Regions from separate parts of the Homo sapiens genome. Here region 1 is linked to region 2. The links are chromatin loops, found by intact Hi-C in ENCODE. Cell type or tissue: mammary epithelial cell. All regions are shown on one strand. Each heading gives the region's core, and the rest is flanking DNA. Links, peaks and the distances in the headings are about the cores only. Region 1 has its middle 270 kb from the start of LINC02103. Region 2 overlaps CDH9 (cadherin 9).

Evidence for each region. Hi-C counts contacts between places; a loop is a spot of excess contacts. Peaks named below come from ENCODE experiments on the same cell type or tissue, not always from the same donor. Only the 100,000 strongest peaks of a DNase experiment are listed, where the experiment ranks them.
Region 1: it touches region 2 in a loop (20-fold over the local background); 4 of 110 quality-filtered maps call a loop at or near these places.

What each region holds. Positions count from the first base shown.
Region 1 is chr5:28,013,410-28,016,344 of GRCh38, reverse strand. No RefSeq gene overlaps it. Among named protein-coding and RNA genes, the nearest start is that of LINC02103, 270 kb to the left of the region's middle. In mammary epithelial cell, for the core only: a CTCF peak has its summit at 1,355 (motif pointing right); no DNase peak of the experiment used is centred there.
Region 2 is chr5:27,019,614-27,022,548 of GRCh38, reverse strand. All of the region lies in intron 1 of CDH9 (cadherin 9), which reads left to right. Among named protein-coding and RNA genes, the nearest start is that of CDH9, 18 kb to the left of the region's middle. In mammary epithelial cell, for the core only: a CTCF peak has its summit at 1,365 (motif pointing left); no DNase peak of the experiment used is centred there.

The DNA.
Region 1 (2,935 bases), core at 121-2,620, 990 kb before region 2:
TCACTATCATGAGAACATCATGGCAAAGATCCATCTCCATGATTTAGTCGTCTCCCACCAGGTCCTTCTCACAATATGTGGGAATTATGGGAGCTACAAGATGAAACTTGGTTGAGGACACAGAACCATACCATATCATTCCACCCACGGCCCCTCCCAAATCTCGTATCTTCACATTTCAAAACCAAGCATGCCTTCTCAACAGTCCCCCAAAATCTCAACTTACTTCAGCATTAACTCAAAAGTCCAAAGACCAAAATCTCATTCAAGACAAATCCCTTCCACCTATGAGCCTGTAAAATAAAGAGCAAGTTAGTTATTTCTTAGATACAATGGGGGTACAGGCATTGGGTAAATACAGCCATTTCAAATGGTAGAAATTGGAGAAAACAAAGGGGCTACAGACTGCATCCAAGTCCAAAATTCAGTGGGGCAGTCAAATTGTAAAGCTCCAGAATGATCTCCTGTGACTTCATGGTTCGCATCCAGATCATGCTGATGCAAAAGGTAGGTTCCCATAGTCTTGGACAGTTCTGCATCTGTGACTTTTCAGGGTACACCCTCCCTCCCTGCTGCCTCCATGGGCCGGCATTGAGTGTCTGCAGCTTTTCCAGGTGCAAGATGCAAGCTGTCAGTGGATATACCATACTGGGGTCTGTAGGACAGTGACCCTCTTCTCCCAGCTCCACTAGGCAGTGCCCCAGTAGGGACTCTGTGTGAGGGACCCACCTCACATTTCCCTTCTCCACTGTCCTAGCAGTGGTTCTCCATGAGGACCCCACCCCTACAGCAAACTTTTGCCTGGACATCCAGGCATTTTCACATATCTTCTGAAATCTAGGCAGAGGTTTCTAAATCTCAATTCCTGACTTCTGTGGACTCACAAGCTCAACGCCACATGAAAGCTGCCAAGGCTTGAGGCTTCCACCCTCTGAAGCTGAAATGGCTCCATTGTCTGGGGTATATAACTGGTTCTTTGTCTTGGTCGAGAAAGAATTCAGGACATGGACACACACAAGGAGTGTTTTTAGGCGTGAGAAGTTTAATAGACAAAGAAGAGAGAGAAAAAAAGCTTCCTCATGCTAAGAAAGTGGGTTGCTCAAGAGAGGGTCTCTAGTTTGTGGTGGCATGCCATTGATTTTTTACAGAGGCTTGAGGAGACCCTATGATATACATAGGGTCCAGAGGATTTGTTTGACCAGGTGTGCCATTTATGTAGCCCACAAAAAGACTGGCCCTCCCACCCTAGTCTTTTATTATGCAAATGTGGCCTCTACCTGTTGGTTTCCATAGTGATTACACACGTGGTTTTACTTGCATGATACCTGTTACACCAATGGATTGTAATACTGGCTGGCCTCCACTAGATGTCGCTGTACATGACCAGACTTGTTAATATAAAAGTAGCATACTCTTTTCCACTTTGATTTGCCAGTAGGGAATAATCTTAGGTTTAGGCCATTTTCATAACTTGCGATATGATTGGGAAAAATATACTATTGAGTGGCTAAAATAACTTTAGTGTTAATCTTGGGGATTTCTTTCCTTTAATTATTAAATTCTTTTATGACTTCCTAAGCCCTCTTACAACATACTCAAACTTTCTGAATTATCCTAAACATTCTCCATTTAAACAACCAGTCATTTCCTTTTAGGACAAGAATTTAACATACAAGATCCTTTCTTATCCTTTCTTATATAAAATCTCTTTCTTTATAACCTTCTTTATATAGTTTAGGTTCTGACCCTGGTGACCTCCACCTCTGGGGGCAGTGTGATCTCCAGTGGTCTCCACCACAGGCTGGACAGGGTCAAAGTGGCTTCTTCTTGCTGTTTTGTCACACTTTCTAAAATGCCCTGGCTTGGCACACTGATAGTGACTAGTGGATACACTTCAGGGATCCTGGACTTTGCAAGCCTGAAAAGCAGCTACTAGAGCCTTTGTCCTTCTCCTGAGCTTCCTCTCTTTCTTTTGGGCCTCCTCCTGGTCCCTATTATAAAAGACCAAAATGTCCACATACAGGAGGTTCTGTAAGGTACTATCTGGTCCTGTAACTTGCTTCTGTAGTTTCCTTCTAATATCAGGAGCTACCTGTGTAATAAACTTATCCTTTAAAATGAGCTGTCCCTTATCGGGATAAGGAGGTGTGCTCTATTAGTGCCACTCTCAGTCTTTCCCTAAAGGCTGCAGGATTCTCATCTGGCTTTCTGTCTATCATAGACTGTTTAGAGGCATTAAGAGGTCTGGCCTTAGTTCTTCATATATCCTCTAGAATGTGTATTATAAAGTGCTTCCTTTTCCATTCATCTGCAGAGCTAGTGGGGTCCCAATCAGGCTTGTCAATAGGAAGTACTTCCCTTCCTATTGGGAATGGTGTTTTCGCTATTCTCCTTTATTCCCTTTTGATGTATTATAGGTGATATTGCTCATCTCTGAAATTATCTGCTGCCTGCAGAATTGCCTGCTTTTCAGATGCGGTTGGGATTTGGTTTAGCAGCAGCATAACGTCCTTTCATGTGAGGTGAAACACCTGAGTTAAATTCTGGAAAGCTTCTATATACCTATTGGGGTTGCCAATCTTCGTTTATTTGCCTAAAGTCCTGTAATGAGAAGGGAACTTTAGGTGGCCCCAAATAAGAGGAATTCTCAAATGTTTCCCCTGGAAATTGCTTTTCTAATTCTGGGAAATCATTCTCTATAGCCTTGCCTGATATGCCTGTTAAAAAAGCTGGGTTGATTTTACAACTCCTGTAAAGGTTTAGTAAAAATACCATGCCCTTATGCAAAAAATAAATAAATAAATAAATAAATAAATAAATAAATAAATTTGGTTGCTTTTATCTTCAAAGTCCTAAGGTTAAAAAAGTTCCAGTGTTTCAGAGTGCACTCCAGAGGGGTACAAGCTGAAAACGGTCTGTTACCCATCTAGAAAAA
Region 2 (2,935 bases), core at 154-2,653:
TGTGTGGTATGACTAATTCAATTAGTAATCAACTCATTTGACTGAACTCGTTATATATGTTTATGCAACTATAACATTGTGCTATGTTTGATACTATTTGCATTTACAAATTATTATATCAAGGAATTGTGTGGTATGGAGAAATTTGTCAATACAACTGTTCAATCCTTTGAAGAAGACAACGTATACATGTCAGTCTGACAATTTTAAAGGTAAATGTTGGAATCATTCAAAGAATAAATAATTCTAAGGTCCAATGATCCTTTAAAAAAACTCAATTTGTGAAAAACTAGATTAAAAAAAACATGTACAATCAGTTATTTCATTGAGAGATTATATATTGGCATGTTTCCAAAATTCTGTGCTTGATATTTCATTGGTTTATGTATTAAAAAAATTCTCTGTAAGGAACTTCAGATACTAGACGCATCAGAAATTACTATTCTTAACCGTGTTTTATCTATAGTGTTATGGGAGTAATAAGAAAAGCATGAAGGTGTAAGATAAGCACCCCCAATTCACAAAAGAGCAACACCCTCTGTTTCAATGTAATGTCTGGAGGAAACATAACAACACGAGAGTATCCGATAGTGAATTAAACATTTTGTTTTCACAGTCTATTTACATGAAAATTAATTATTTATAGGTAAATTATCTCCTCTTCTTGTGATTTCCTTCTGGAGTTAGAGATTTCTTCCTGATGTTATGAAGAAGGAAATTAATCTATTCACTAATTAAATTAATCCTGTTGTAAAATGCAGTTTTACAATAAAGTTCTACAGATTCTCTTTTACTCTAGCAATGAACCTTTATTTATAATGATATCTTGCCCCAGTCTATGGGGAACATGAAGAGCAGCTGTGTTGGATAAACCACACATAATTAGCATACAGGATCTCTTTGCCAATGATATTGTTGACGTTATATAAAATCTTATACACTCCTGTTTGGAACTTTATAACTGCATCATATTTTATACTATTTTAAAAGAGTATTCATGAGTATGGACAAAACTTCAATGTTATTAGTCTTACTTGTATAAGTGTAGGGAAATAAATCATGTGATGGAAGTTATATGAGGCTTATATGATTTTTCTCCTTTATAAGACTCAAAATTTAGGAAGAGATTTTAATTAATATTTCTTCCAACTTTTGTAATATATTTTTATTATTTTCTGATTGTTGAAAAACATTTTCTTCTGGGGGAATATACAATTGTAGATCATAAGTGCTGACTATTAATATGTCATTAATAAGTCAACGTCAAACTCAGTTAAATGTACATATAGACACAGTGTGCAATTCATGTGTAAAACTGCTCCAAACCTCACATTCATAAAACCAAACTGCTTAACACAATGCTTTAGCTCCCTCTTTTGGATGGCCCAGATTATAATATGAAAATAGGAGAGACTCCCCTAATATGCCTTCATTTCTACTGGCATTTTATAATATTTGAGTCAATATTTATTCCATGATTAAACTCTATAAAATAATCATTTTCATCAGTTTTCAAAAGAAAGTAAGCCAAATCTACACTTAGAAGTAGTTTTACTAGTTGATTTATCAGCCATTGAACACTTCCCAAAATTAAGGATATATTTTGATAACAGTGTTTAAATACACATTATTCTAAAAGAATTAACCGTCAATTGTATGAGGGTTTTAAAATACTATTTATCCAGATAAAATATCTGAGCTCAATTATCCCATGAACTATGTACTAGCTACACTTAAAGCATTTAATAACCAAGAATAACCTTAAAATGTATTGAACACTAGGCATATATATATATATATAGTGTGTGTGTGTGTGTGTGCGTGTGTGAATTCTTAAATGTTCTTAAAATTTTTTCTCAGTTATTTTCATAATGGCATAGAAAATAATACATCGGATCAAGATGTATAAAACAAAAGTCTGTGCAACTTTCTTAAAAAATATATAATTAACAATAATATGCACAAAATAAACACTTAAGATAGACATATATCTTACCTTATAATAACATCACTTAAAATAATTCAGTACTAACACTAAAATAATTCAAGCTACTGAAAAGCAAATTATCATCACATTTGGTTAATTTTTTTAGTTTATTATTCTGCAGTAATTAAGTATAGTATTTTAATATTTAATAGCAGTAAATGCCAATTGTGTAAATATAAAATTCATGGAATTGTTGGTTTCCAGAAAAAAAGAAGTTAAGTAATTATTTTACACATCTAAAAGTATAAATGCAGAGGTATATTTTCATTTTTATTTTTAAGCTGTTTAAGTGTATTTGCTTAACCCTTACTTTGGAAACAAACAACCATTTTAAATAATTGTTTTTTTAAATTAAATATTAATTGACATGGCATTATTTGTACTCAAAATAACATAGTAGGCAATTCAGATAATTAAGTTTTCATATTTAAATACTATAAGCCTATATTATGAAATATTAATGCCATCACAAGTTATATAAAATAAATTATAATGAATATATTATCACAGTGCAGTCAGAACAAAGAATATAAGTTAATATCACCTGTTCCAGTGGTGTCCACTTTCTAAACCCAACCTTCCAACAGGCTGACACTTCTTGTAATGTATTTAATTTCACAGATACTTCAAATTGCAATCATTGTTTGGAGAACTCAATAATATGAAAAACTTCAAATTCCCTATGTGGTAGACGAATATTAAGAATTTTGCATGTAGAGAAATGACTCTGTCTTAAATTTTCTGTTATATTTAAAACTTATTTTATTTCAAAGGATATATAAGATTATTGTTTCCGACGAGTAAATTTAAAACTCTCTTTCATTTGTGTTGATTTACTTATTTACGTATTTCATAATTGAATGACCAATATTTTCTCAGCTAAATGGGAGCTGAATACTATCTTTGTACTAATTTTTCTTCTCTGTGTGTTAAGAAATATGCAAAAGC